7 separate regions of the Mus musculus genome follow, and all the other regions are linked to region 4. Evidence: chromatin loops called from intact Hi-C (ENCODE). Cell type or tissue: heart. All regions are shown on one strand. Region 1 has its middle 60 kb from the start of Gm31342. Region 2 overlaps Tg (thyroglobulin). Region 3 holds the start of St3gal1 (ST3 beta-galactoside alpha-2,3-sialyltransferase 1). Region 4 holds the start of Ndrg1 (N-myc downstream regulated gene 1). Region 5 holds the start of Gm31342 (a long non-coding RNA gene). Region 6 overlaps Ccn4 (cellular communication network factor 4). Region 7 overlaps Ccn4 (cellular communication network factor 4).

The links. Hi-C counts contacts between places; a loop is a spot of excess contacts. Peaks named below come from ENCODE experiments on the same cell type or tissue, not always from the same donor. Only the 100,000 strongest peaks of a DNase experiment are listed, where the experiment ranks them.
Region 1: a loop joins it to region 4, with 5 times the contacts of the local background. A loop is called at or near these places in 20 of 42 quality-filtered maps.
Region 2: it touches region 4 in a loop (2.5-fold over the local background); 3 of 42 quality-filtered maps call a loop at or near these places.
Region 3: it touches region 4 in a loop (5-fold over the local background); 4 of 42 quality-filtered maps call a loop at or near these places.
Region 5: it touches region 4 in a loop (5-fold over the local background); 20 of 42 quality-filtered maps call a loop at or near these places.
Region 6: a loop joins it to region 4, with 2.8 times the contacts of the local background. A loop is called at or near these places in 8 of 42 quality-filtered maps.
Region 7: it touches region 4 in a loop (2.5-fold over the local background); 8 of 42 quality-filtered maps call a loop at or near these places.

The regions. Positions count from the first base shown.
Region 1 is chr15:67,097,518-67,101,517 of GRCm38, reverse strand. No RefSeq gene overlaps it. Among named protein-coding and RNA genes, the nearest start is that of Gm31342, 60 kb to the right of the region's middle. In heart, CTCF peaks have their summits at 34 (motif pointing right) and 2,478 (motif pointing right); DNase peaks (open chromatin) are centred at 67 and 2,467; H3K27ac peaks cover 435 bases.
Region 2 is chr15:66,675,089-66,679,088 of GRCm38, reverse strand. Tg (thyroglobulin) reads right to left here. Exons shown (of 48, transcript NM_009375.2): 6 at 951-1,057; 7 at 175-318. Among named protein-coding and RNA genes, the nearest start is that of Tg, 6.3 kb to the right of the region's middle. In heart, a CTCF peak has its summit at 2,342 (motif pointing left); DNase peaks (open chromatin) are centred at 968 and 3,368; H3K27ac peaks cover 1,888 bases.
Region 3 is chr15:67,174,104-67,178,103 of GRCm38, reverse strand. It overlaps St3gal1 (ST3 beta-galactoside alpha-2,3-sialyltransferase 1), which reads left to right and starts at 1,222. Exons shown (of 9, transcript NM_009177.4): 1 at 1,222-1,472. In heart, CTCF peaks have their summits at 1,096, 1,598, 3,146 and 3,346; DNase peaks (open chromatin) are centred at 1,213, 2,543, 3,353, 3,853 and 2 weaker places; H3K4me3 peaks cover 4,000 bases; H3K27ac peaks cover 3,842 bases.
Region 4 is chr15:66,966,130-66,970,129 of GRCm38, reverse strand. It overlaps Ndrg1 (N-myc downstream regulated gene 1), which reads left to right and starts at 489. Exons shown (of 16, transcript NM_008681.2): 1 at 489-626. It overlaps Gm2895 (a long non-coding RNA gene), which reads right to left and starts at 482. Exons shown (of 3, transcript XR_875396.3): 1 at 1-482. In heart, a CTCF peak has its summit at 1,534; DNase peaks (open chromatin) are centred at 349, 1,349 and 2,159; H3K4me3 peaks cover 1,939 bases; H3K27ac peaks cover 1,866 bases; H3K27me3 peaks cover 1,673 bases.
Region 5 is chr15:67,037,415-67,041,414 of GRCm38, reverse strand. It overlaps Gm31342 (a long non-coding RNA gene), which reads right to left and starts at 1,822. Exons shown (of 3, transcript XR_384160.3): 1 at 1,162-1,822; 2 at 585-805. In heart, no CTCF peak of the experiment used is centred here; DNase peaks (open chromatin) are centred at 964 and 1,864; H3K4me3 peaks cover 1,562 bases; H3K27ac peaks cover 1,765 bases.
Region 6 is chr15:66,902,797-66,906,796 of GRCm38, reverse strand. It overlaps Ccn4 (cellular communication network factor 4), which reads right to left. Exons shown (of 5, transcript NM_018865.3): 2 at 117-396. Among named protein-coding and RNA genes, the nearest start is that of Ccn4, 13 kb to the right of the region's middle. In heart, CTCF peaks have their summits at 263 and 2,349 (motif pointing left); no DNase peak of the experiment used is centred here.
Region 7 is chr15:66,917,226-66,921,225 of GRCm38, reverse strand. It overlaps Ccn4 (cellular communication network factor 4), which reads right to left. Exons shown (of 5, transcript NM_018865.3): 4 at 3,756-3,949; 5 at 1-2,071. The coding sequence ends at 1,772. Among named protein-coding and RNA genes, the nearest start is that of Ccn4, 28 kb to the right of the region's middle. In heart, no CTCF peak of the experiment used is centred here; a DNase peak (open chromatin) is centred at 1,585.

The sequences.
Region 1 (4,000 bases), 130 kb before region 4:
GTAGCCAAGCAGCCACACGGTGGCAGCATGCTCTAGTGGGTCCCTGAGGACCCTGGCTTCCTTCCTTTGTCCCCTGTACTTCTATTTCCTCATGCTGGTCTTAGGCCCGAGTTCCTGGAATGTACATTAGCAGAAAAGCACTAGGGGTTTCCTGGCACCTCCTGCATATAGTGGCCTTAAACAGCACCCAGCCCTTGGGACATCCCATCTGACCACAATGTCTTGGAGAATGCAGAGTCCTCAAGGCTGCTCCTGTGTTTGATATAAGGTATTTCAGCATCAGTGGATTTTGAAATCATTAAAGAGCTAGCACAAGTCCCTTGATACACAGGTATGACTGTGTCCTCAGAGGCCCATCCCTTACTACATAGTAGTGGACTTTAGAGGCCCAGCACCCGCACGCTGGGAGAGCTAAGCAGGGGTTGCTGGGGAGGCATTGGCCTCTGCTTCAGCCTCTCGTACTCACCACGGGTATCCCTGAGGATGTGGTTGAGGTACTCCTACCACCATAGGACTTTCTCCTCACTTCCCACCCCTCAGGTCCTACACGGGGACTGTCCAGGGCCCGAGCCAGAAGGTAAAGTGAATCCGCTGCCACGTGCATTACTAAATTATGTCGCCCTAGTTCTCAGTTACCTCACAGAGACCGGCTGTTGCTGGTTCTCACATCTAGAATCTTGCAAACTTTCAGCTTCAGTACTGCAGACTAAGGTGGACAGACACACACACACATAGACACACACACATGTGCACATATACACACACATGTGCACACATATACATATCCAAACACATACACACAATACACACACTCACATTCCTATACACACTCACACATATACACAAATACATACACACACACACACACACACACACACTCACATATACATACACACAATACACACACAAACACACACACACACACGAAACTAAATGAACACTTCAGATGGTCAAGATGACAAAAGGGACCATCCATAGCTCCTTGCAATGCTAAGCCTTACACTCTAATCTATAGCAGAAGAGAACATACTTAACTTCCACTGTTTGCTGATTTAGCTTCTCCATCACTTCAACTGGTCCCTGAAGCAGGTCTAGGATTTATGTCTGAGATGTTTTGTCACAGGAGTAGAGCCTGATCAGGTGAGTCTGGATCACAACTGCCTATAGGTGAAGGAGTGATCTGAGGAGAGACAACTGTGCAAGAAATAGAAGAAAGAGCTAGAGAGGCCACCAGTCCCCAGGGATATACATGAACGCAGTGGGACATGGAGGACCACTGTACAAGCTGAGTCAAACCACATCGACCCACCTGCAGTTCACCAGCACAGGGAAACACAGGCAGCCAAGTGGTGGGGTCAGGCTATTGAGGCCAAGCAGTTGGGTTGCATACAGCACAAAGATAGTGCCAGAATCTCTCATGGGGGAAAATGATGGTGGAGTCCTTTTCTGGATGGTGTCATTGGACAACAGAAAGGATGGGAAAGTGACAAAGGTCAGGGCTGTGGGTGCTCTGGACACTGCAGGTGTGGTCCACAATCAGGGAGTCAAGCCATTTCTCTCCGGTCCTCTTCCACTTAGCATAGGTGTATTCCTTGCCCATGGCAGACCTAAAACAAAAGATCTTGGTTTCTTCTTTGAGCTCTCAAGTCAGGGTTCCATGAATACTATTGAAATGGAAAGTTCCATGGGCTAAGGGCTTCTCAGCCTTAAGCTCCTAGGTGCAGCCTCCTCTCGTGGCCTCCTTGGCTGCCTCTGGACTCTGAGACACACTCTTCCTCCATACTTTCCAGCATTTGGACTAGCTTTGTGAAAGCATTGCCCCAAGCAAGAAGCTCAAGTTGACTGGGTCTACTCATGGATGAAGAGTTTCTTCCCTGCAGGAGGAGCTCTGGTTGGAACAAGGGTACCCATGGGTCCTTGGAATCGGTGATCAAAGCCTGCATCCTCTATAGATGGACCTCTATAGAGTAAAAGGGATGCCACAGTTTGTGCCACGAGAAAATGCAGGCTTAGTATATTCTTCATCTAACAGAAGACTATCAAGGGCAATGGGTACTGCAAATGGCTGTGGGCAAGAATAGGACTCTGCCAGGAGAAGGTTGGAAGCCATGGTAACAGATAACCAGACAGCAGTAACGCTCATAAAAAAAAAAGTATTGCTTTTGGCCTCATATGTATTAATTTGATGAGGCATAGCATCTTGAGGAAAAGAAGCAGACTCAGGCAGACATGTAGTGCGTCAGAGGGTAGAGCTAGCAAACACATCAAAAGTGAGGTCTCGGTCACTGTGTCCTGAACACTGATCATGACATTTGGTACCTGGGGGATGAGAACTCTAGGTGGTGTTCCTAGCACAAGAATTCTAGACATGAGCCCTACACAGTGGTTTGAGCCAGGAAAGCAAAACCAGCCCATGGCTGCCCAGTTTCTTCTGACCCCGTCCTTGGCTTAACGGTGCTAGCTGGAGTGTTCATGGGTGGTGGCCACCAGAGGGTGCAACAGAGCCATCTTAGTCAAGATCTCATGTCTGTTTAGCTGAAAAGCAGAAGCTTTTGAAAAGGCACACACCTGTGAACAAAGTCAGACCTTTAGAGGACTTTGCTATAGACACGAGCAAGCCCAACACCTTTCCAATAAGATCGCTGTCTCTGTCACTCACCTGAGTAAACCAGTCAAGAAAACAGGCCCAAAAGGGGACAGCCAAAGTCCCCAGCCAGTGTGGACAGGATAATAAATGTTCTCTTCCCACGGTTCACATGAAACCCAGGTCCACTGGAAACCTAGGACCTGAAACTTGTTCTTGGTTATCTATTATTTCTGAACTGTATGCCTATGAGAGAGCTTGATCTGAATCATGGTTTATTAATCTGTAAGAGGGTATTAAATGACATGGTAGACATGAAAAATTGTGCCAGCCATTTTCTGAGATTTTCTATGTGTCTAACATGTATTATGTTCCTCCTGAAATTCTCCCAAGAGACTGAGGTGGCAGTGGTATCTGCACCATACCTATGACTATAATGCTATATGCCTGTGGTCACCCTGTTCATAACTCCTCAGCCAAGAACAAAGACCAGAGCTGATTGTATATCTGTCAGGCCAGAGTAGGCTAATGCTGCAAAAACAAATAAGCTTCAAGTCCCACTAATGGAGAACAAGGCTAGTTTCTTTTAGGAGCAGTTTCAGGGATTTTGTGCTTTCCTTCATGTAGTGACCCAGCCAGTCATGAAAGACATTATTACCAACTTCACCTCCTTCAGCACATAGCCTTCAAGGTCACTGTACAGGAAACTGGTAATGCCTCATAAGCTCTCAAATGTCTCCAGTTAGATCTGATACCCACCACTTCCATATAGGTCCATTGACCAGCAGGAGTTTCATTGCCCAAACAACATCATAATGGGAAAATGAATGGTGGGATAAAAGTTCCAGAATCCTCGAGGGCAACCGGCCACCTCTGCCAAAATCTCTCCTTGATGTCAGAGATCCTGTCCTAGACTTAGAGCCAATTCGTGACAGCTCACCAGGTCTGCTCTGGTCAACCCTGGTTGATCAGAAGGCTTAAAAGATGCAAGCAGTAGGACGGGCTATAGAGAGGCAACCCAGGGGACAGGATGCCCAGCATCAGAGAATAGAGAATGAGGCTGCTCACCCCAGTTGCAGTTGTGTGCAAGCAAAGGCAGAGAGGGCTTGGTGGAGATGCTTGAACATCAGGGAGAATACAATGGAAAGATTGCAGATTGGCCAGAAATCCAAGCTATGCTCATTCCCAGGGACTTCAGGGTGGGTGCTTCTGTGTGCTGACTTTAGTTCCTAAAGTACACACTGGAAGGCTTGAGTACGATGTTTGTATCTCAAGGTTCCATCCAACCATGCCATTCCACTCTCAGAGGTCCTAGAAAGGCAGAGACACTGAACGTGGTTTTTCTTCTGAATGCCCAGCATCTAGCAAAGTACCAGGTACCTGGTTGGCAGGTGTATCAGAATCATGTTGGTTGCC
Region 2 (4,000 bases), 290 kb after region 4:
GAGGCATTCATAGTGATTAAGGTGTGTGTGTTCACAGCCTGCATGAATGTATGCTGCCTCAGAGCTAACTCCCTAAACTTACTTTGATGTAACAGCCATGCAGATGAAAATAACCCCAAAACCTCACTCGATTTCACAGTAGAAGTACATGCCTCTTGCTAGCTAGTTACTTACACCGAAATCTGCCAGAGATGACTAATTGGATGGCCAGGAATCGTCTCTGCAATATCCGGTACATGGTGCTTTGAGTGAAGGTCGAGGCCTGGTCCAAGCCAGCAAAAATGGTGTCATAAATTTCATCCAGTAACAATTCCAGTCCTGAGCAAATGTAGATAGATAGCATTTCAGGGATTGGCTCCTCAGGAAATAAAGCTCTAACCTAGCTGAGCTGACAGATGTCAAAGGTCAGAATCTACATAAGCAGCATTATGCAATGGGTCCAGCCATAGCCATTCTTTAGACATTACAAATTGTCATCACCTACAAAGTTCATGCAACACATATAATAACAATGCAAACAGCAACAACATGTTAAATATGTTTGTGATTTTTGTAGGGTCATATCTTTTGCTAAGCTAGATGCAGCCCCTGGGCCATAGGTTGGATATGCCTGGAATAATACTCTAGTAGTTCCTAAAGTCGCTGCTGTCGTAGCTGTGCTGGTCTGACAGCACAGATGAAAGCTACCTAGAGAATGAGTCTGATGGCATGACCTGTCTTCCACTTGCCACATAGCAAGGTGGGCACCTCTTTCAGCCGGCAACGGCACCATACAAGCAAGCAGAAGCTTCAACAGTGTGCAGCAGATGAAAGCTGGCTAAGCTGTGTCTTCTTTCACACCCATAGCAACCTAGCAAGGATGTAGAACTCCAGTGCAGTTTCTGCCTTAGGCACCAGAGTCAAAGAATAACACTTGATCCCTTCACATTGCCAGAAGTGTGGCTGATTACCTGTCTCAGCCAGCTCCCGCCCCTGGCTGTCAGCACAGTAACAGTACCCAGACACTTCAGGGAACCTGCCCCGGAAGGAACTGAAGGTCACAAATGCATCTGGAAACCTGTCAGAGAGGAAGATGCGTGGTCACTGTTTCATAAAATACAAGTCATCTTCAATTGAAGCCAGTGTAGCAGAGTCCTCAGCTGCATGTTCAGCTCTTTCCAGCTCTGGTTTTACTTAGCCAAAGCAAGGCTAGACCATGCTTAGCTGTCACCTACCAACTAGCCATATTGCTTGTCCGTTATTGCAGGCTGTGGATTTGTGTGGAAATTAGTGCTATCATAAGCAAAAGTAGAAACGAAAACATCTGTCTTGTCCCCACATATAGGGGCTATATAATTTTTAAAAGTTCTCTAGGCAGTGGTGGCACACACCTTAAGTGGAGGCAGAGGCAGAGGCGGAATTCTGTGAGTTTGAGGCCAGCCTGGTCTATAAAGCCAGTCTGCAGATAGCACAAATCATCGCACTGCATATTAAGACCTCACAGGGGATTGGGAAGGACTGACTGCCCCTGGGTCCCCGGATCTCTAAGACCCCTGGAAATAAGTCTGCAAAGCTTTCCCTCCCAAGTACATTTTCAACCATCTACTCGGAAAGGAGTCATCCCTGACTCTACTCTTCTGCTCTTCTAGACATTTCTTCTCCACATTCCAAAGTTCTGTGTGATAGACATGCCTCCAATACAGCTCCACCTCCTAAGTGCTATCCCCTCCTCTATGTGGAGCCACTGTCATCTCCCTCAGAACTTGGAACTCAGGGTGCAACCCCACGACCCACGCTGCCCTTTCCTAGCCCAGGTAACCCTTTCTAAAGTGCAGGCATCTGGTGGTGTTTATGCAATGCCCTACCAACGCGAATCCTCACTCTACATCCAGGCCTTCAAATATTTGAGGCAATGTCAAGGACATACAGAACAAAATTGCGCAGCTGAAGCCCAGCTGCAACCGGCTGTCCCGTACTATATCTGTCAACCTGGGTAATCTGGACCTATTCCATGTGCATTTCACAGCTCCTTCCACTGGTTCAAAGGAGTCACTGGACCTGGGGCAGCCAGATCTACATAGTAACAGAAAATTCCTGATTACCCCTGGGCTTTTGATAATCAACCACCCAATCGTTCCCATGACCTTTCTAGGGCAGAATTTGTTCAAAGATGAGAGAGAGAGAGAGAGAGAGAGAGAGAGAGAGAGAGAGAGAGAGAGAGAGAGAGAGAGAGAGAGAGAGAGAGATTGGGATCCTATTTCAGAATTGAGTGCTTTTGTTTGCATTAGCAATGAATACTTGATTCTCAACATTTATTTAACTAGACTGCCCTCTTGTGGCATTAACTGTGAACTGAGCCTCAATCTCAATTTGCCCCCCTGTAAAGGTCTTTGATGCATCCATCAAATCTCTAAACTGGGGTTGTAAACTTAGGGTGTGGAAGACTCTGTGCCTTATGCTGTGTGAAAAGAGAAATGAATCAAATGAAACAAACAAGCAACAATTTTTTAGACACCTCTAAAGCCTACCATGCTTCCCAGGGTGAGCTCTTTAAAGTCTTCCAAACTACACTTTCTAATTATGTCTGTATTAAAGCTGAAATCTCTAAAACTCCTTGGATACAGTTAGCATTCAGTTGGATGTGAACTGAAGATGCCTGGATTGCACAGAGTAGAGGAGCATTTGGTGATTCGGGCTGCCTGATGGTCCGTGCTCCCAGTTAAGTTAATCTGTAGTCGCCAGGTGGTGGGGGGAATCTAACCTACATGTTCTAAAACTGGGTGAAGCACGAGAATTCCTTGCAGATGATCACGTTGGGATGATACATATTCTCAGTGGTTTCATAAGTGAAGTCTCAGGAGAGCTTAATCTTGGCCTAGTAAATAGAGCACAAACTTCCATTTCCCAGCAGAGAACACTGAAGAGGCTCTGGGAAGATAAATGACCAGGTCACCTTGCAAAGTAGTGGCAGATGAAGACTGCAGGTGGCAGAGGCAAAGGCTATGGGGCAGGATTGTACTGGGAACAGACAAAATTGGCAGGAGTGGGATAGCCAAACTCCCAGGGACCTAGGACACAGGAGGGTTTGGTACAAAGCAGGTAGCTAAAGACTGGCTTCTTGACCACATAAACAAATTCATACACCTCTAGCCTCAGTATTTATAGCCATACTCTGCATTTTGTGTTTAGGTTGAATGTATGAGATCACTGATACTGAGCTCTGTGAAAACCTTTCAGGATATGATCTAATGAAAACGCCAGGCTTCTAAGGTATTATGCAACTCAGATCAAGTTTGTCTGTGGGACCAGCACTTGGGGCATGGTCTGTGACCCTTCTGGCACAACACATGGGAACATTCTTTCTCACTCAGAAACTGGCTGTTCTGGAAGGCAGCCACATGGAGGCTCAGGTTCTCCCAAAGAATCCACAGCAGTGTTCATACAAGCTAGTGCTCTCTCACTCTCTCGCTCTCTCTCTCTCTCCCCCCCCCCCGTCTCTCTCTCCAAAATGATCTAATGTCATTTAAAGGCTGCATGGCCCTTCACAATCATTGGGTACTCTAGGGTAGCCAAATATCATTTTGGGTCAAAGTATATAGATATTTCTTTTATATTTGTTATTTAAACAGTAAAGTCCTTAAAAAATGCACACAATATTGAACTTACAGAAGTGCATGCATATCATCACACCATGCTTTTTAATAGGTTCTTTCCCCTTTGACAGGATTCTCTTTCTGTCCACTCTTCCACTGCAGCCCCTATCTCCAAGTGGCCCTCAACAACTGCGCTGTCCTTCACATTAATCTCTGCTTTTGGTTTTACCCAGACCTAGCGTACTCATCTGATCATAGGATCACATGTTCATCTGATCATAGGATCACATGTTCATCTGATCATAGGATCACATGTTCATCTGATCATAGGATCACATGTGTGTACATATAAAAAACCTTTTTGCTACCTTTTTAAAAAATAACTAAATTCTACCCTTGCACTGCCCATTTGGTTTGGATTAGTATGA
Region 3 (4,000 bases), 210 kb before region 4:
AGCTGGCTTGGATTGAGTGAGCTCTTAGATGCCAAGGGCAGTTTCAAGAGCCCTGTATCCACTTGCTCAGTACAACAACCCAAGCAAACGAACGCTGGGACCAGGGCCCTTTGCAAGGGAGTACGTGGAAACACAAACCTAGGAAACAGTGGATATGGCCCAAAGAGCCCAAGATCACACCGTAATGGAGAAGTGCCGCAAATTCGCCCCAACATTACAGCCTCATTCTAGTGAGTAAACAGCCAGGCAGCTCTGGCCTCCCCCACTGCAAAGGCTTGTCCCCAGAAGTCTCCAGAACTGAAAACGGAGAGACTCCTGCGCACACCGTCTTTCCTCTTAACATTCCACGGAAAAGTTGTAGATGAGATAGTTCCAGTGAGAGGATACCCACTGACAAACCAGATCTTAGAAATGCCTTTTAAATCCACCATTTATGATCTACGACCCACACACGTTAAATTCCGTACCCTCACTTCCCTATTAAAACAGAAAAACTTCTACCCTAACCTAAACCAAATCCCCATCCCCAGGCTGCCTTGGGGACCTTTCTAACTCTGATTCCCACTATCAGCCTTTGCTTAGCGCTGGTCTGCGAAGCTGTCTATCCATCCGCAAAGGAAAGGCCCTCGGCGGAGTAGACGGGAAGGGCGGGGATGTGGATGCTTATAGTGACCTGCTCTGCGGCTCCCAGTCCTGGCTGCACAGACACCGCAATCCCTAACCCCGCGGTGCCCCTCCCCAAGCCTACCTAAATCCCACCTCGAGTCCCACGCCCTCAGAAAAAGCGGTGGCTTTGCCTGATCGCCCTCTCTCTCCACTGCGACCCTGAATGGGGCTCTTCTGGGCACCGCCAGCCACATCCTCTCGGTGCACGCCCAACGCCTCGTCCCTCGGGTTGACCCCACGGGCTTCGAGCCTCTCGGGAGTTCTTCCCTAGCCTCGCCAGCTGTTCCCGCAGATCCCTCTCTTGAGGCAGTGATATTGTTCCCGCGCTGCCTCCTCCGGCGTCTCTCAGACGGGTCCGGCCTCCACCCAGCCCGCTGCTGTCCACGTGGCTTGGCTGAGCTATATTGAGCTTGCAGGAAGCCCCAAGCTAGAGGAAAGCCGAGCTGAGGCCGGCAGGAGGGGCGGAGGGGGGCGCCCGAGCGCCAAGGGGCGGGCGCTGGGCGGAGGAAGGGGAGGAACCTAGAGCCGAAGAGCCGTGCTGGGCGCGCCGGAGTCACGGCTGGGACCGGGCGGGCGAAAGCGACTCCTCCCCGGACGCCCCGCCTCTCACTCCCGTTACACCCGGGGGAAGGTGTTCCAGAGGCGGCTCCCATCCTCACCCCGCCTCCCTTTTCTCCGGCGCTAACCTCTGCCGGCGGAGCCCACTATGCCAGACACTTTCGACACTTTGCAAAGACAAAGAGCCCTAAACCGGAGGGAGGAGAGAGGAGGAGGCAGAGAAGGAGCGTGAGGTTTGAGCTGGCTGGGTAAGTATCCTGAACACATCTCCTTAGATACCTCTCTGAACCTCTTCAGTGCCCCCAAAGTCCGGAGTGTCTCTGGCTTTGGTAAGTACGCACCCAGCTGGTCCCTGTCCCGGTGCCCCAGGGACGGCGCCCCCTCGCGAGTTGGGGCTGGAGAAATGTTGCTTGTGTTCTCTGAGTACTGAGGTGATCGTCCCGACCCGGGCACAGAAGGGGTGGGAAAGGGACTAGAAAGGTGTAACAGTAGAAATGGGACCAAAGACCCTAGGCGCCAAGAGGGAGACACAAGGAGAGAGATCTCTGTCTCCGCCACGGTGGTCTTCTACCTGCGGGTCAGGGAGGAGACTCCAGCTCTGGGGCTCCAGGCTCTTTGGCACTTACTGGAGGAGCCTGCCGGAGCTCAGTGAAGAGCCTATGGCAGTTGTAGCAGTGGCTCCCGGAGCGGCCGTGGTGACATTGCGCCCAGCACCGCAGTGGATCCCCGCCCGGGCCGCGGGTAGGAGACTCCATCAGGCGCAGATTGTCCCCACTCTCTAGAGAAGCGGAGGTCTCGGGCTGGGACACTGGGGACGCTTGGAAAGCGTTGGTTTTCCAGACCAGAGGTCTGGACAGTGTCCGGATGGAGTCTCCCGATCAGCTGTGGGCAGGCGCGGACCCGGGAGGAGGCTGTTGGTCCCCGGGACACCTCTAATACCGCCCCGTTTCGGATCTCGGGGAGAAGTTGGAGCTTAGGACAGCACAGCAAAAAGCGGTGTGTCAGAAAGTGGGTAGATGAGGGTGGTCAAAGTGAGCGTGGCGGTGGAAAGTCTAAACTTGGAATCTGCTCCAAACCCGTTAGGCGCCGCAGCTGCCAAGAAATAATGGGACAAAAGTTAGCAAAGTCTGCATCTCTGTAGTGTGACCTGCGCAGGGCATGGTCTGCTGCTTTGATATGTGCACGGGGTGGGCAATGGTGACACCGGACAAAGCGACTTGGTTGGAGTACTATTAGCTCGGGATTCGGACCTTTGCGCAAGCAACTTTCAGCCCTCGTTTTTCTACGCGTGGGTGTTTGAGTGTGACCTTGCGGGAGGCAGCGCGGCTGAACTCGAGAAGGGGATTAAGTCTCCCGGTGCCTGCCTCGTAGTACAGGTAAAGCGTGGGGCCCTTCGCCTTGCTTCACCGTGGAGTCTCAGAAAAGGTGCCCGAACCTCCATCCATCTGCTGGAACCTGGAGTTTCTCCAGCCTTTTGCACAAGGGTCCTAGCCAGCTTCTTCCTCCAGCAGGAATTGGTGGCGCGCTCCATGAGAGACATGTGCGCGCCCAAAAGCGTGCGAGTGGGTGGGAGTTGGGATGGTCAAGCCATCTCGGAAGCTGATTGACTCCCGGAGACACTAGTGACCCTCCCCCACCCCCCACCCCCCAGGACAGGAACAAGCTCGCACAGTTGCTACATCAGGCATTTGCCAGACTTTCTCTGTGTTTAATGGGTAAAGCCTGTCCTCTCCCAGTTTACCACTGTCTCGGGTCCCCACGCTTCCATGGACTTGTGGTGAGATGGAGCGCCCACGCCTTCCTGCTGCAGGTGAGGGGCGCTCCCCAGCAGAAAGACTGCTAGGATCAGGGGACGATCTCTGCCACCGCTTCTGACTTGTAGTTGATGCTAACACTGTGCGCACTAAAAGGGCCTCTAGAAGGCGTCCCGAGTCCGGACGCCCCTTGTCCCTTTCCACGATTGCTACTAAATTAAAATTCATCCAGTGACTTCCAGGAGAGCGCTGAGCACCCACCCTGCTAAACCAGAGTGTGCAGTTCTGGAAACTGCGGGCGGTGTCCCTAGGTTTTCTTTCTTGGATGATGGCCCAGAGCGCCCCCAGGTTTGAAAAAGAGGGATGCATTGCCCCCTGTCGGCTGCTTTGGATAGAGCGGTTAAACTAAGCTGTGAGAAAGGGTGACCAAAGCCACTGGGTTGGGCCCCTGCGCCTCTGCACTTCCCCTTCCTGTCCCAAACACCAAAGCCTAGTCATTTTCTGAACTTTCATGATTGGCTAAAAGAAAGAAAAAAAAAAAACTAAAATTCTCCATCTGTGTCTCCTGTGTGTGCCTAAAATTGGGTGTAAGATGAAGAACTTCGCTTTGAACATATGACTTAGCCTCTGAAAACCACAGCTTCCATATCTGTAAAGCGGAGCCATTCCTACGGACTCCAAAGAGTCCTGAAGAACAGATATTATGTATAACTGTGTGTAGACATATACTGGGCAAACAGGCTCGAAAATATGCTTGTGTATATACATGTACGTGAACAGAAGCCAACTAAAGAATAAAAGGATGGATAGAGGACTTCTTCCCTGTCCTTTCTGACATTTCCTTTCCCTGCCTTTTTCGTTCAGGTCATGCTGGCCAGCAAAGCCACAGCCTGGACTTAGCGGGGCCTTCCCCACACTGGCTTTGACCAGATCTGGGGCTAGAAAACAGGAAGTGTTGCTTGACGTGACCACAGGGGTTTCTTCGGGAGTGTGAGCACCACTCTTTTTGGGCTCTGGAGCAG
Region 4 (4,000 bases):
GCCGTCTAGGCTGTAAATGGGGCTCGGGAGTGACTGCGTGGAGACCCGGAGGAAGTGGGGGGTGCCGCCCAGAAGGGCGTGGCGCGGGCAGAGGCTTAGGAAACTCAAAGGCTATAGGGGGGCAAGCGGTCGCGCAGAGAGACACAAGGGAGTCCTTATGCACACGCGCACGAGCGCGCACGGGCACACCACGCTACCACTCGGTGGGCACACGTTCGCTGCACACGCCGCGGTCCCGAGAGCGGATCACAGGGAGGAGCGGCAGGCAGGGCCGGGCAGTCTCTCCAGTCGCGCCCCTGCAAAGGCTTGCGCAACAGGCGGCGGCTCCAGCCCGCCCCGCCCAGCCCAGGCAGGGTGCAGCACGAGGCGGGCCGGAGAAAGGGGTGTGTCCCCGTCTCCTGCTGCGCTGGGAGCAGAGGGTCTGGGAGGGGCGAGGCCCTGGGGGCGGGGCCCCGGCGCCTATAAAATCGCCCTACGCACGCACGGACATAAACAAACCTTGCCAGGCTACCCTCTCGCGTTGCAGGCAGATTGCTCACCCATCTTCGTCTCCCTCTTCACCTCCCGCGGGGCGCTGCACCTCCAACCTTGTGGTTGGCTCCTTTCCGTGCTTGCTTGCTCATTAGGTAAGCCCTCCGGACGCCTTCTTCCTCCGGAGCAAGACAAGGACCCCCAGCAAAGCTTGCTTTCGGGGTGCTACTGGACACCCCGCCCGTCTTTTGTGGCCCTTGCGAAGACCACAACTGGTGGTCTTCGGTGGAACCGGCGCCGGAGGGATAGCTGGCATCACTGGAGCGGGTTTCGATTACTATAAGGCACAAAAAGACGTGTTGGGTCTCGCTTTCTCTCTAATTGGGGAAGTGGGATTAAGGGGTCGAAGTTGGGGCGGAGAGCCTGGGAATACCTGGGTCGCACTTCCTGGCGTCAACCCTGAGCCACAGCTGACTTCTCTGTCCACTGGGCTCAAGGGGACACTTTGTGTGTGCTCTCGCGTGTGAAGGGGTGTGGATGGGTGATGGGGTGACTAGGAAAAGAGCGACTGTAGCGCGTGTATCCAGGGGATGAGTAAGGGTGAGCAGACTTGGCGGGGAGTGTGGAGAAGGGGGCGAGGGTGTGTCTACTCTGGAGCCTGGTCCCGAACCAGTGTGATCTGAGTCCAGGTTCCCATCCAGTCCAGAGCCCAGTGCTCTCTCCAAGCTGTGCGTGTGAGAGAACGTGTGTGTGCTGGGGGAGAGTCCGGGGTGTGTCCCGGCGCGTGCTGCACGCGCCACTGCGAGTGTCGGCGGCGAGAGGAGCCCAGGCAAGGGTGCGGCCCTCTAGGTAGTACCGGGTTGGCTCTGTAACTGCGCGGGAGTGGTGGTTTGTGCCTCCAGGGTCGCGCGGGCATCTGGCAGCCCCAGAGTTGGCTGGAGCTCTGAGTGTCGTCATTTTCGCCTCCGCCTCCCCCCGCCCCACCTCCCTTTCTTTCTCCCAGGCGGTCCTCCCTGCTGTTTTAGCCCGGAGAGCAGCTGGAACCGCTCGTCCGTTCCCGGGAGACCGGTCGCGGTCTCTGATTCAGCCTGTAGGGTAGATTCGGGAGGGGCGTGAGGAATGCTGCAGGCTCTGGGGAAACATGCTGTCACCACCGCCTCTGTCAAATTAGTAGCTGAAGCTAAGATTTGTGGATGGCTTCCTTACTCTGCCACCTTCCGTCTTCCCTTGTCTGTCGCCTTTGCTGGCAGTCATCACGGATCCCCATGCACTGTCCCTTGGGCTTTAATGTGGGAGGACAGGTCGGGGAGGGAAGTCCAGTGGTCCGTGTCCTAGAACAGCCTTCAGCTCTCCCTCACAGACTTCCTGGGCAGGTCAGCTTATTTGAGTCCTTGAAACTCCTGAAGAAGATGGGAAATTCAGGACAGCCAATGTTCCCCCCCCCCTTACCCCCTTCAGTGATCTCCTACACCACCTAAAGTGAACGGACAGGCGCTAGCTATGGATTTCAAGGCAAATCTTTCAGGTTGCTTCTTACTGTTAGAGATCCTAGCAATTTGTCTATTTCACATGTGTGAAGTGAATGAGAGAAAGCTAGGTGCAGAGGAAAACCCCCCAAAACCATCTTCATGGGACTTGCCAACTTCTGGACAGTGGCAGGGAGGGGCCACTGTTTTATGGGTGTGGCGCAACCAGCCCCAGGCCAGAAGGGTACCAAGTCGGAGCTGAAAGGTGTGAGGGAGGCTTTACAGGAAGGTCTGGAAAAGCTCCAAGAGGTGAGACTACAGTAGATGCTGTCAGGGAGCTAATCCCACCTGGGCCTTCTTAGCTTGGTGGTGCTTGGTATCTCCGTGGCCAGTACTGGGGAAGGAGGACTTTTTCAGCCATACCAAGGACAGTAGCTTGACCCATAGGAAGAGCTCTGACATTATTAAAAATCATTGGGACAGCTCTGCTTTCTGCCCTGACCCCGGTAGGTACCTGATACAATCCTATGGCTGGAGGAGGTATCGCTTAGTTCCTGGGTCCATTGTAGAGTCTCCTCTCCTCGTAAGCTTTCTCTTGGTGAAAGCAAACCAGAAATTGCTAACTACTGGCTGGGCTATTTCAAAAGGAAATCCCAACTCACACACATCCTTTCCTGTCTTTTGCTACTTTAGAGATGAGAACTGAGATCAGAGATGGAGAGGTCTGTGGCTGAGGTCAGCCAGAGTCTGAACTCCGTTCAGAGTCCCTTCTCAGAAGTCTCTTGGTTAGGACTGAACTTGAGTTTTGCCTGAATGCAACGGAATGAATAGGAACTTACCTTCTTACCAAGTTTTGGGTGAGGCCAGTAGGAGGGAGAGGCAGAGTATATGTTTGCTTTTTATTGTTTGTTTGTTTTGAAAGTGTTTAAATCATGTGTTGAAGTGGAAGCAAAGTCAGTTCAGTGAGAAAGAGACAAGGGTAACAGTCCCTCTACCTGGTGTTTTTTTTTCAGTTAGTTACCTCCCCCCCCCCCCTGCCCAACAGTGCTGGGGTCCCTGGGTGCATTGACCCCTGGTGGCTTGAACTAACCCCAGCAGGGGACAGAAAGAAGGCAGTGTTTTTCTGATGTCCCAAAGCTGCAGTACTTCCCTTATGACCTAGATCCAGAGGAGTCATCTAAGGCGTGCCTCAAAGGTCCTGTACCTTCTGAGGCAAGCCAACGTAATGACTAGCACTGGGGGTGTAGCCATAGCAGAGCGAGTATAGGATAGGAAGAGAGTCTGGGACAGGAGCCACAGAGCATCCAAAGGATCATTTGCTACCTTCCACCTCCACAGGAATGCCGCCTGGGCTGTATCATCTCTATTGAGGTGGATGAGAAAACCAAAAGCTTATGTGAAACTATAAGTGGGAGAACCAGACAGACAGAACCTTTTGAGTCAGCCCTCAAAACTTTTGTGTTCTAGCGTAACGATATATCCAGGTGTTTGAAGAAAGCAGGGAAGCAGTATGACACATGCAGAGATAGTCTCGGGCTTTGGACCTTAGTTTTCCTCTTCTATAAAGGTAGAATAACACAAACAATCTCATCTGGGTGTGTAGAGCTTGCTTTGGCTAATCCACATGAAGTGAGGCCAGTGGTCAGCACATGAGGAGCACTGTGTGGAAGCTTCACATAACAACTAGAGAGGAGGAGGGCATACCTGCTATGCCTCCTTCACCCTCTAGGTCTAGAAGTTTATAGTTGCTTAGTACATAGCTCTTCCCTACTCAGATCGCTATGCAGCCTATCATATTGCCTCATACAATGGAGGTAGGAGGAGGTCTTAATTCTCAGGTTAGAAAAACAGGCTGGGCACCAGTCTAGAATCAGGTTAATGGATCTGGACCAAATGACTTTATCCTTAGCCACTTCTAACCCTAACCTTGCCCCTTCTGGACCCAGCTTTGGGATGGGTGGTTAATCTGGTGGACTCACTGCAGGCTGTGGACCTTCTTGGTCACATCTGACCCTAGGCTAGCCCTTCTCACTTGCTTTTTCTCTCCATGGGAGACGGAGCTG
Region 5 (4,000 bases), 71 kb before region 4:
AGTAACTGTGAGACGACGGTGTCAGTGGTGAATCAGGGAACCCAGGAGGGCATGCCAGGAAGAGCGTGGGTGGCTTCTACCTGAGGTCTGCTCCTTCTCTAAATAAATCTCTTTCCTGTTGCTTTTTTTGGTCTGGGAGTAGAGGCAAGCTATAGTTTTGGCGTCAAACTCACTATGCAGTGAAGGATGGCCTTGAATTCCTGAATCTTCTGCTTCTACCTTATGAGTTCAAGAACCACTCCACTAGACTGAAATGGGGTGTGTGTGTGTGTGTGTGTGTGTGTGTAGGCGGGTGCTGCACGGAGGTATCCCCATGCAGAGGCCAGAGGAGGACATTGGTTGTGGGGACTTCGGGTGTCCTGTCCAGCCACACCCTGCTAGAGATTTGAACTCGGGTCTTTATGGATTTGCAACAAGCACTAGAACCCACTGAGTTCTCTCTCCAGCTTCCTAAAACTATTTTTTTTTTAGCTTTCTCCAAAATGAATCAGTATTTAAAAACAGAAGCTGTTTCCCCTCTAGAGAATTTACCCTCTCTGAAAACGGGACAGGAGAGAAGGCAGAGGTACCTGCCTAGCACTTACCCTGTGGCTGTGACTTTCATTGAAACGTTGTTGACAAGGTGGGGGTGTGTTGCTGTCTGCTGCAGTTTTAAGAACTAAGCAGTGGGCCCATCATTCTCTGGCTACCAAGTACTCAGTCATGAGGGAAACTGGATGGCTGTCCTGGGTGGGGGTTTTCCCATGCACCTTCAGCTCCACAGAGGAATCCTTGCTTCCAGCTACCTTGTGTGTGGGGCCCTTCCCTGGAAGAATGGCAGAGTGGTAACGTTCCGGAGTTCTTGGCCTAGACTCCAACCCCACCCCAAACACCTTGTTGAGCCAGCATTGTACAGCCTAGCCTCTCCCCAAGTCCTATGACTAGTCCTGATAATTTCCTCTCTGCAGCATGTGGAGCTCTGGGAATCTCTCATCTAGCGGCAGTTTATCTAGATCTCTCCCCACCCCACCCCCACCCGCACCGCTCTCAGCAGTTCCTCCACCTGGCAGTCAGCGTCCTAAGCCCACCATTCCCCAGGGGCATCCCGGTACCCAGACGCAAAGGCAGTCTAAGCGCTGAGCGAGGAGAGCCAGACCGGAGCAAAAACCGCACATCCTATACCTTTGACAGTAGTTCACTGATGGAGGAAACTTCCAGAATCCAGCCTCAGAATAGCAGGCTTCAAATCCCATCTCTGTTGGTTTCCAGTTCCTGGCTGTGTTAACGTACTTATCTGAACTTGAGAAGAAGGGTGTGGGACCCTATATGTCCTATATATATACTGAAATGTACCTACTTAGCAGTCATGGTAGCTCAGTTTCTGGAATGTAATAGATTTGGCTGAAACAAAGTTACAAATTCAATTCCTTTGCCACATGTCAAGATTATGGTGTCTTTACTCCCTCAATTTCACCTCCCTTTTCTTTACCTCAGCTTTCTTTCTCTAAAATGGGCAAGAGGGATCTGAGTCGGACAGTGATTCACCCTAACACCCCAGCCAGCAGCACGGGGTGGAGGGGGGGATAGGGAGGAAGGGGGAAGCGAGGATGGCGGGGGCGGTGAGAAGCAGTTGTCTCACGTAGCTATGCAAAACTACTACGGGCAAGGCAGGTTACTTTCACTTTGCAGGGGCTTCAGCTCAGTGGCCTTGATTAAGCTTATAGAGAGGGAGAGAGTTGAGAAGGGAGGAGTTTCCCAAGCCCCTGCTGAGAAGAAAGAGCGGCTGCCTTGTCCGTGTACAAACTTCTAGGGTGCAGGTGTCAGGCTGCACGTTCCAGCCCTCCCCCTACCACCGCCCATTGTGGATCTGGCCAAGCTCAGTCCACTTCCGGCCTAGTGATTTCTGGGAGGGTGTGAGCTGCAGCACATCTCTCTTGAAGTGGGCGTGGCTGCCGGAGGAGCCACCGCCCTCCTGGATCTTCAGACCGCAGCCTTCCACTTCTCCAGCTTGGGAAGGTAGCCGCGAAGCAGGGACAGAGGAAAGAATACACATATCCCAGAGTAGCAGCCAAGGGCCCCCTTGAGGTTCTAGAGCTGAACCCACACCGCGCCCCCTGCTCTTTCTAGAGTTGAATCCACAAGAGAGAAAGTCTCTATTACAGGGCCCCTGAAAAGGAGAGACATGGGCAAGGCTCTCCATTCTTGTTCTTCCTGTGGTTTCTTGCAGATCTTCAAACAGTCCTTAACTGTCTGTGCCTCTCTCTCTGGGGACCTGGGACACAAGCCATGCAGAAGGCAAAGCACTCTATGTGGGAAGGGGCCAGCACGGATGAGAAGATAGCCTGCCAGTGACCCCTGCCACCTCCCATCTCAGTAGGATTTGGAGGCTGATAATACCTCTTTATGCTCCTTCCCTGCCACGTGGGTGCTCAGCCAAAAGGACATGGGAACACCACCTCCCCGTTTGTATGACACAGAACGTGCTCCCATCTAGCTGGCGTATGGTCATCCATCATTTTATTCCTTGACATATTTATTTGCCTACTTGTCTTGACCCTGGGCTGGGCCCTAACTTCTTCCTGGGCCTAACACTTCTTAGGTGGCAGAGAGGATGAGGAGACCACCAGACCAGTGCAGGTTGCTACAAACCAGTCCAACAGTTCCCATGTGCTGCCCACCTAAGGTATATCCCAGGCTCCTCTGCACAGGAAGTCCCTGAACATTCAATCAGCAACTAGGGGAGAGCACAGACGGAAGAAGGCTGAGAAAGCCTTTTCTGCTATTTTTTCCCCACAGTCATCTGTTTAGAGGATGACTGGCACAGAGAAAAGAACTCAAGGGTGGTGGGAAGCTATTTGACATTTGTGGGCATCTCAGATCCACTCAGAGACCAAGACATCCTCCCATTCCTCCCTGGTTAATATCCACTCCCAAGAGATTACCCAGCTTCTTGGAGTTGGGATGTAGCTCAGTTGCTAGAGTGCTTGCCTGGCATGCCCAAAGCCCTGAGTTTGATCCTCACTCAGCATCACAGAAACTAGGCACTGTAGTGGAATTCTGTTATCCCAGTACTTGAAGGTAGACGCAGGAGGATCGGAAATTCAAGGTCATCCTTGGCTATATGGCAAGGCTACCTGAGCTACATCATACTCTCTCTTTTAAAAAGACCTCCCTCCCATTGATGCCTCACCTGCTCTTGAACCTCGTCTAAATGAAGAATATGACGACTCTTTTCAGCCTCCTTCCCACTGGCCAGTGCTCAGCCTTTTCTCTGCCCTAGGGCCCACCACCTCTTGGGTAGGCCATCAGAGGTTCTTGAAGGTGTGCATAAGGGGGCCATAAGCAGGGTTTATTCACCTTTATGTTGTCCACCACATTGTGAGTGACTGAAACCCATGCAGATGTATTACCTCACTTCTCTGGAGAGGTCAGCTGACTGAAGGGGGTGTTTCTAGAAAAAAAAGGTGTGTTAGTTTGTTTCTTCAGGCTTCGTGGGGATCCACTTGCTAGGTGCTTCTAGCTTCTGGTGGTTCATGCATGCTTCTATTCCATGCCCTTCCTCCACCCACCATCTGGACCTGTGGTCACCCTTCTCTTTCCCTCAGATTTCCTCACACTGTTGCCATCAGGGTGACTCAGGGCAATGCCCTCGTCTCAGGACCCTTAACTTAAACAAACTTGTTTAAAGTCCTTTTACTATATAAGGTAACATATTCCTAGTCTCGGGTGAGAACATAGACTTCTATTTAGGGGAGAGGCATGGACACAGTTCAGCCGTGACTCTGACCCCTGGGAGCACCCATCTGCAGTTATGAAACCATCAGCCCAGTGAGGGTCCCCAAGGCTTTGCTGAGTTTGCAGAAGGTGGCATTTTGCTCTCCTGGGATCGGTTGCCCACAGGGTACAAGCCAAGGCTGCTACAAACCCTGTGAGTGCTTGAGGGCAGTGTTCCTGACTCTGAGGACATCAAAGAGGAAGGAGAGTATGTCATGTGACATACATGTGCACAACACGCATGTGC
Region 6 (4,000 bases), 63 kb after region 4:
TTGGTTGGACTATGTTTCCTGACCAGCTAAGCCTGGGCAGCTGAAGGGCTGTGGGTGTTCATGGGCCAGAGATAAGGTGTGGGGGGCAGTTGGAAGGTATGGAGTCTCTCACTTACGTGCACACACTCCTATTGCGTACCTCGGGCGATCCCCACTGTAATCGCAGTAGAGGCCCCGGTGTGGGTCACAGATGGCAGCCTCTGTGCAGTTGTCCCCAAGCTGCTGGGCACATATCTTACAGCATTCACAGCCATCTGTGATTAGGCTGACGCCCAGTGGGCAGCGAGGTGGGGATTGTGGGCACTCACATGGCCACTTGCAGAATTCGGGGCGTGTAGTCGTTTCCTCTAGTGGTGCTGGGGTGAAGGTCATTGTTGTGGGGGTTGGAGAGAGGGCCTGTGGAGGAAGGGCAGAGGTGAAAAGGGGTTGTTGAGTCCAGAGTTTCCAAGCCCAAAGAGCTGCAATTGCCTTTCCACCTTCAGTGTGTTTAGAGGATTTCACAATTATTGACTTCCACATGATCAACAGACAAACATCGATTTTCTTTCAATAAAGCCAGAAAGATCAAGGAGTTCAAAGTTCAGAGGAATCAGAACAATTCTCAGCCAGTGAAGTACTGGGGCCTAGTATCCACCTTGGTCCATCTTGGCTTCCTTCTTTCCTTGGTGTCTCCATGGTCCCAATAGTACCTGTGGTGGCACTGGGTTATGGAAGAGAGAGAGAGCTGGATTTGGGCTATGCAGACTCCAAACTCTTCCTTCACAGAGTCTTCTGTACCTGGTGGAATCAGATAACTCTGTGTGTGTGTGGGTGTGTGTGTGTGTATGTGTGTGTGTGTGTGTGTGTCTAGGCCAGAAGACATCCTCAGCTCTTTTTTTAATCAATGCTACAGACCTTGGTTTTTGTTTTTGTTTTTGTTTGTTTTTTGTTTTTTTGGTTTTGTTTTGTTTTGTTTTTGTTTTTTGTTTTTTGTTTTGAGACAGGGCCTCTCACCTGGATAGCAGGCAGGTGGAAGGACTCTGGTATCTAAGCACAACTCCTCAAAGATGCCTGTATCTCTGTAATCCATGTACATCCCAACCTGGATGACTGCCTTCCTGGCCCCATCTGAGTACCTCACCCTGCACTAGAGGAAACTGAGGTCTGAAGGGGAGAGGGATTCCCCTGCACCCCCTCTATGTTCCTTCTGGGCTGTTTCAGCCATTAAACAGATGTTCATAGAGCTAGCATGTAGCCTTCTCTACATGCCAGAGAAGACAAAAATGAGAGGATCCTGTACATGAAGCTTATGCAACATAATAGGAGAGACAAGCATTAGAAGTTATGAATCATAGCATAAGGCTCTGGGTGCCGTGGAAAGTGCAAAGAAGCTCTCTGTAGTTTGGACCAGGAATAGCTCTGGCTAAAAAGGAGCAGAGATGAACTACTGCATTAATCTGACCTGCAGGTCCTGGTCCTGGAACATCACAAGTGCATAGATACTGATGCAAAGAAAAGAAGGCCTAGAAGCTTACAGAGTGACTCTGGTCAGCCTGCATTGCCCATAGCCTCTATTTGAGGCCCAGACATATCACTTCCAGGATTAATTTAGGGCTCAGCTTGGTGCATCCTTTCCTTGCCTCAAGGCATCTTCTCTATGTCTGAGATAAATGTCCCTACTCTCTATGACCTGTTATGCCACTCTGAGTTCTTAGTTACTAGATGCTTGCAGTGTGCATGGAGCAACAGGCTGCCTTGACACAGTGGCTTTTCTGTTAGGGTTTTGTTTCTCTCTCTACCTGAATATAACACACAGTGCACAGTGCACAGTGTAGGGTTCTCTAGGTTTCAACTTGCAGAGGGATAAAAGTGCTGTGGGATTACTTGACATCATATTCTGAATCAATCTCTTCTCTCAGGGTTAAGCTTGGGACTCAAGAAGAATACAGAGTCCAAGAGGGTTAGATGGGGGTGTTTCCAAGTGGGTTTAGAAACACATATCAGCCCCTCTGAAGTCTGTAACTGGGTACAAGATGTCACTTTGAGAGCAGTTATGTAGGAACAGGTCTACTCAGTGTGGAAACACAGGGATTTAGCATATGAAGAACACTTAGAGCATCCCTCCCCAAACCTGTGCTGCTCATTGAACAGCTAGAAGCTGGTGCACCAGACTCTATGAGAACATCAGCGGCCTCATCCCTTTATCCCAGGTAAGCAGTCTCAATAGGCAGCCTTCTTTCTTGGTACCTGCCTAGAGGCCCCCAGGCATCTGGGTAAGGAATATAGGAAGGGTTGCCTGACAGTGACTGGATGGGCAAAACCTTCCTTGGACCAAGTCTTAGCTGTTGGTGCCATCTAGTGGTCTCAAGGCTTCCAGTTCACCTAAGCAAGAGCTCCGCAGGCTCCCCCAGACTTTGATGTATGGCTGCCTGATTCCTGATGTCTTGCCCAGCTTTAATATCCAAGATGTATGACTACAGGGCAGTGATTAGTTCAGACTCCCAGTGATAACCCTCGGTTACATACACAGGGAACTTTTGCCCCTGAAAAAAAGGCTGTTTGGGCAGAGAAATTCACACCAGCTCTTTGGATAATGAATCTACAGATACTTACCAAACACCTACTGTGTGCTAGGCTCTGTGATGGGTTGAAGGAAGCAGCATTGCATAGAGTCACTCTCCTCACTAACATAACCAATGGTGATTTGTACATGATAACTGTAACCAAGGTGATAAGCACTACAGTGATGTTACTTATTCATTTTGTTTACTCAGCACAGCTCTAGCTTTGTGCTGGGTGCTGAGGACACAGTAGAGGGAAGCAAACAGATGTACTCGATTTCAGGAGTAGAAAGAAAAAATGTGGTGGGGGTACAGAGTGGGGCCAACTTCTTCCAGGAGGTGGTAAAGCTGTGGAAACCACGATGGAAGAGCAAGAATGGACCCACAATAAGGAAGGAGGGTAGGGGACCGAAGTACATGGAGCAGCCGGAACGCAAGGCAAAGTTGGTGGCGTGCAGTGCCTGGGGTGCAGGAGCATGTGTGCAAATCAGAGAGGCTGACAAGGCAGAGGCTGGCTGGCTGCTGATGCTTATAGAGTGCATCGGCCAAGAGTAGTCCCAAATGCCTCACTCACTGAGAGATTTTAGTGGGAGATGCTCGGGGAAGGTCTAGACTTGGAGTAAATCACAGTGAGTCCCTGTGCCAAGCCTTCGTTTATCATCATTCCCGTGGCACGAGGGTTTTCTGTCTGAGGCTTGGCTTTCTCCTCTGCAAGTGGCATTCTTACTTCCCCCCAAGGCTAAGTCTAGTCTCTAGTTAGTCTGTCTACTGAGGGCTACCAGCCCAGGGACACTTGAGATGAGCCTAGTAAAGATCTCAGACTACCTCATCTTCTGCATGGAGATGGACATATTATTTCATAGATCAGTGAGATGACTAGAGTACCTATCTGCCTCTGAACATGGATTAGAACTCAGATCTGTTGGACTTAGCATTTCCCCCATGATGGTCTATGGAGGGAGAATTTCCTGATGGAAGAAACTAGCTAAAAGGTACTCACTCAAGAACCATCTCGGAAGGCAACCAAGAGGTGCTCAGGAGCTGGTGAAATGGCTTAGCCAGTAAAAATCTGATGACCTGAATTCCACCCCTTAGAATCCACGTGTAAAAGACAGACATGGCAGCACGCAGTTCTAATCCTATAGCTCCGATAATGAGATGGACGCAAGAGAGAGGAGGATTGCTCTGAAGCCATGGACCAACCAGCCCAAGGTGTGTAGTGCAACAGACATGGCAAGAGACATCTGCCTCAACCAGGCAGAAGGAGCTGGGCACATAGTAGGTGTCAGTAAGCCCCTATCAGCAGAAATGATGAGTTCAATCTATATCCTCAAGTGAACTTTGAACTCTTAAGGGCAGGATTACCTTCTTGCCACTCCCCTGTTTTGTGGTATGAGTAAACACACAGGTTTCTGAGATCTCTACAGCTAATATTTATGGAGGGTTCCCTGCAGCACGTG
Region 7 (4,000 bases), 49 kb after region 4:
TATGGTGTGGGGCAAACTGAATCATCATATAAAAGCATGCTGTAAGCTAGTTCTGATTCCAGGGCAGGAGGAGCCACAGGGGATAATGCACATGCCCTTTTCTGTCCAGTTTAGGTTGGATCCTTAGTACCTAGACACACTCTCCTCTTACGTGAAAGGGGCTAGAGAGCCAATACTAAGAGGGCAAGCTGCTGACTTCTGTATGCTTTCCTGCCCTGACATGTTTACAAGGTCCAGAAGCAAAGGGGAAATATGAAGGCAATCTTCTCTGGCTATGAGTCTTCAGATAGGTGACTTTGATTGAACTTATTAGCCTCTTTGAATTGATATTTCACAGTGTCAAGAACAGAAATCATTAAGGGAAGTCCTCTGTGTTATCAGCAAGTTTCAATGAGTAAATGTGTGGCAAATATTGAGAACAATGGGTAGTATGTAGAACACAATAAAAGGATGATGACAGAAAATTCTACCTCTAAAATAGGTAACAACCTCATTATCACTTAGGAAAAAAAATATTTCTTTAGCTTACAAACTCTTTAACGTTTACCACTACTAAATAGATCCCCATTTCTGAATGGCTGGTCGACTTCTGTCTTCAGATGAGAAAACTGAGTTAACTTTCTTCATAGACACTGAGGCTGTAAAGTAGGTCACTGAAACAAAAAAGATTTGTCCTGGGTCCAGGGACTACTGTGGCCTTACCACAGTCACTGGGTGACTGCTAGAGGTCACCCAGGCCATGGGAGGGTGATCCACTTGTTTGTTTGATGCACATATTCTGTTAGGTCTGGCGTAGACTTCAAAAGAGTCTTCTAAGGGCCATGAGAACATCTTTCCATCTTACTTTTTGAGACAACAGACAAGTCACTCTACGGTCCCTACCAACTCCCATGAACCCTAGGGAGAGAGAGGCCCAGATTTTGGCTAATTGTCCTAAGAACTTGGCCAGCAGCAGATTCAGTGACCTGCCCAGCTATGGCTTGAAAGATTGGCTGGCCTTGTCCCATCCCTACGGGATGAATTGAGGGCTACCATCTCCCTGCAAAAGTAAGACTTCTCAAATTACATTCCTGATCAACAAGAACCCAAGTTTAGCCCTTTATAGAATATGGGGTGAGAGGAGAAAGTGCCCAAGTTAATGAAATGACTTTCTTTTCTTTTCTTTTTTTTTTTTCCTTCTTTTTAAAATGATTTTCAATAGCAAAACAGAATGACACAACTATGGTCCTCACCTGGAAAATGTTTGGTGACTTGTGATATACAGATCAGTGGAACAAGAACACTTTTGGTATGTTTTAGGCAGAAATACCCAGGATAGTATCATTTGGCAAGGGTAAAATAATAGCTTATTCCTGTGTCCCCAATCCCATCCATCTGTCTGAAAGGATCCCAGCATCCCTAGGCTTGGCATCTGAGGAAGGACTTCATGATACTGGTTCTTCAGCTGATGCTTTTCCTTGGACAATCCCATCACAACTTCTGACAACTTGCCCAGGCTGGAGCCAGACTAGCTGGGCCAGGCTTTGCTTCCATTGTGAACAGTCAGAGATGTGTTTTCCTTGGAATGATGTAGAATGTCCCCAAGGAGGAACCCATTGTCTGAGCCTGAGCAGCACTCTCCTGGGCCATTACGATTGTCAAAACAGGAACAGAAACTGGGAATTCAGAATCGAGTAGGAAGTAGATGAAATAAGGCTCAATTGTGAAGTCCTGGACCACAAAGGGCTGGCTGCTTTGCAGCATGGAACTTTACCCTGAGCCACACACCCACCTAATTGGCAATCTCTTCGAAGTCAGGGTAAGATTCCAAGTCAGCAAAGATATCGTTAGGATTCCTGCAGCTCAGGTTGCAGAAGCAAGCATTAATCCATAGGACCTGCCGGGAGAAACCTGGCCCCTCTGGACACTGGAAATCCACACTGATGGTCTTGGACTTGTAGGGGATGCAACACCTATTGTCAGTACAGACTCCGCAGTACTTGGGTCGGTAGGTGCGTGTGCTGACACAGCCTGCGAGAGTGAAGTTCGTGGCCTCCTCTGGCTGGTACACAGCCAGGCATTTCTTCCCTGCCTTCAGGAAGGGAAAGGAGCCTTGGTTAGTACTGGTGATGTATAGCCACCATGCTCCCTCCAAACGCCAAATCCTCCCTTCCCATCATTGTGCATGGCAGGCGTCATCTTTGCTCCAGATTCACAGACTCTTTAAGTAATGAAGGACATCAGCCAACAAAACAAGACCTTGCCACATAACACATGTAAACCAAGGATTGCAGGAGGGCATTACCATGCTGAGCTCAGATATCACAGCTAGCAGTCTCCCTTCTCTCCTGATTTTTTTTTCCATTTTGGTACCCATGTGTCAGTGTCACCAGCACAAGAATCCTCTTTTAGCTAACCAAGCTCCCCAGCTAGCAAGCAGCTGAGCTGACATGGAATTCCATCATTAATCAGAGGCACATTTTGCTCTCATCTGTCCCATCTACCCCACCACCTCTCTTTCTCACAAATTCAGAATTGACGTTATTCAAATACAATTGTAGCCTTCTAGGAGGCTGTGGGCTCCTTGATACTCTGGCCTCTTTCTGTATCTCACTAATATAACCTTGAAGCTGGTCTACAGTAGGCAATTACTAAATGCCCTGTGCTAGTGTTAGGTTCTATTATCAGCATCCTAGCAGAGCTGGGCTCAGAACACATCCAGTGCGGGTAGAGCTTGCAGATTATCCAATCGGGGGAACAAACCTACCCAGGGTAGATGATGGTGGAGATGGGAGAGGAATCATGAGCTTCTAGCGAAGGGCCCAGACTTGTGATAGATTTTTAGAGCCCAGATTAGGGTCCTTGTTTTATTGTTCCTTATACTGGGTATTTCACACCCATACTTCCAATTAGGAGACATTCATAAAGGACCTGCTGGCACCAAAGGTTGGCACAGCAGAGTGTGAAGAGTAGAAAGGAAAGTATGCATCCATCAAAGATGACAAGGTGCTACGTTAAGGATAAGGAGCAAGCCCCATGTCTGATGATGGTGGTGGGAAACAGGGTTGTCCTGGTAACTGGCAGCCTTTCCTCAGCATCTGAAGAACCTACCCTGCTTCGTCCGCAAATAGAGCCAGGGATGAGCCCTGACAAGTTTTCTTTGCTTGATATGATCATCAGGTAGGTCAAGCACTAAGGCGTGAGTGAAGGGTACTGAGTTAGACAGGAAAGACTCATTTCTTTTGCAGTTTAGTATACATGTCCTTGATGTTGTACTTGTATCATCTTAGACTCTCAAAGCTGGGGGAAGATTCGGGGATTAATACCAATGTTATATTCACAGGAAAGGAACTGAAGCTTAATGATAGCCGGAGACTGGCCACACCTGTGAACACTAACAGCAGAGCGGCATCTGACACCATGTGTTTCAAGCTCTAGTTCACAGTCCTCACATTGCCCAGGTAGCTGTCCTGTGTTGGTGGATGTGGGAAGAAGCTAAGGGGATGAAAGATGGTGTAGATCCTTCAGAATCACAACACAAAGAACCCAGATGGCTCCTGATATCCCCTTGGAGTGACCTTGCTTCTGATAGGATGGTCAACTACAAAAGCATTCATTCAGTGGAATCCATCCTGGACAAGCCTAGCAGCCCCAAGGCCTGCCAAGCCCCTTTTCTTAAATGACTCCCAAGAAGTTTAGTGGTCAGGCTCAAGTCAGCTATACATGCTCACCATGCCTATACCTTCCTAAGGGGCCTAGCCCTGCCCTGAACTTACCTTGATGTGTAGTTGGATGTCCACATCACATGGCCGCAGGTTGCAGAGGCGACTTTCCTGCTCTGGCCAGCACCGGGCATTGACGTTAGAGATCCGAGTGGAGATACCTAGGCCACAGGTGGTAGAGCAGGGGCTCCAGGGACTAGTGTAGGCTATGCAGTTCTCATACCGTTGCTCCACGGCGCCTGACGCTGCTGTAGAGGAATACCACAGAACCTATGAGTCTGTAGCCTCCACGAGCTCCG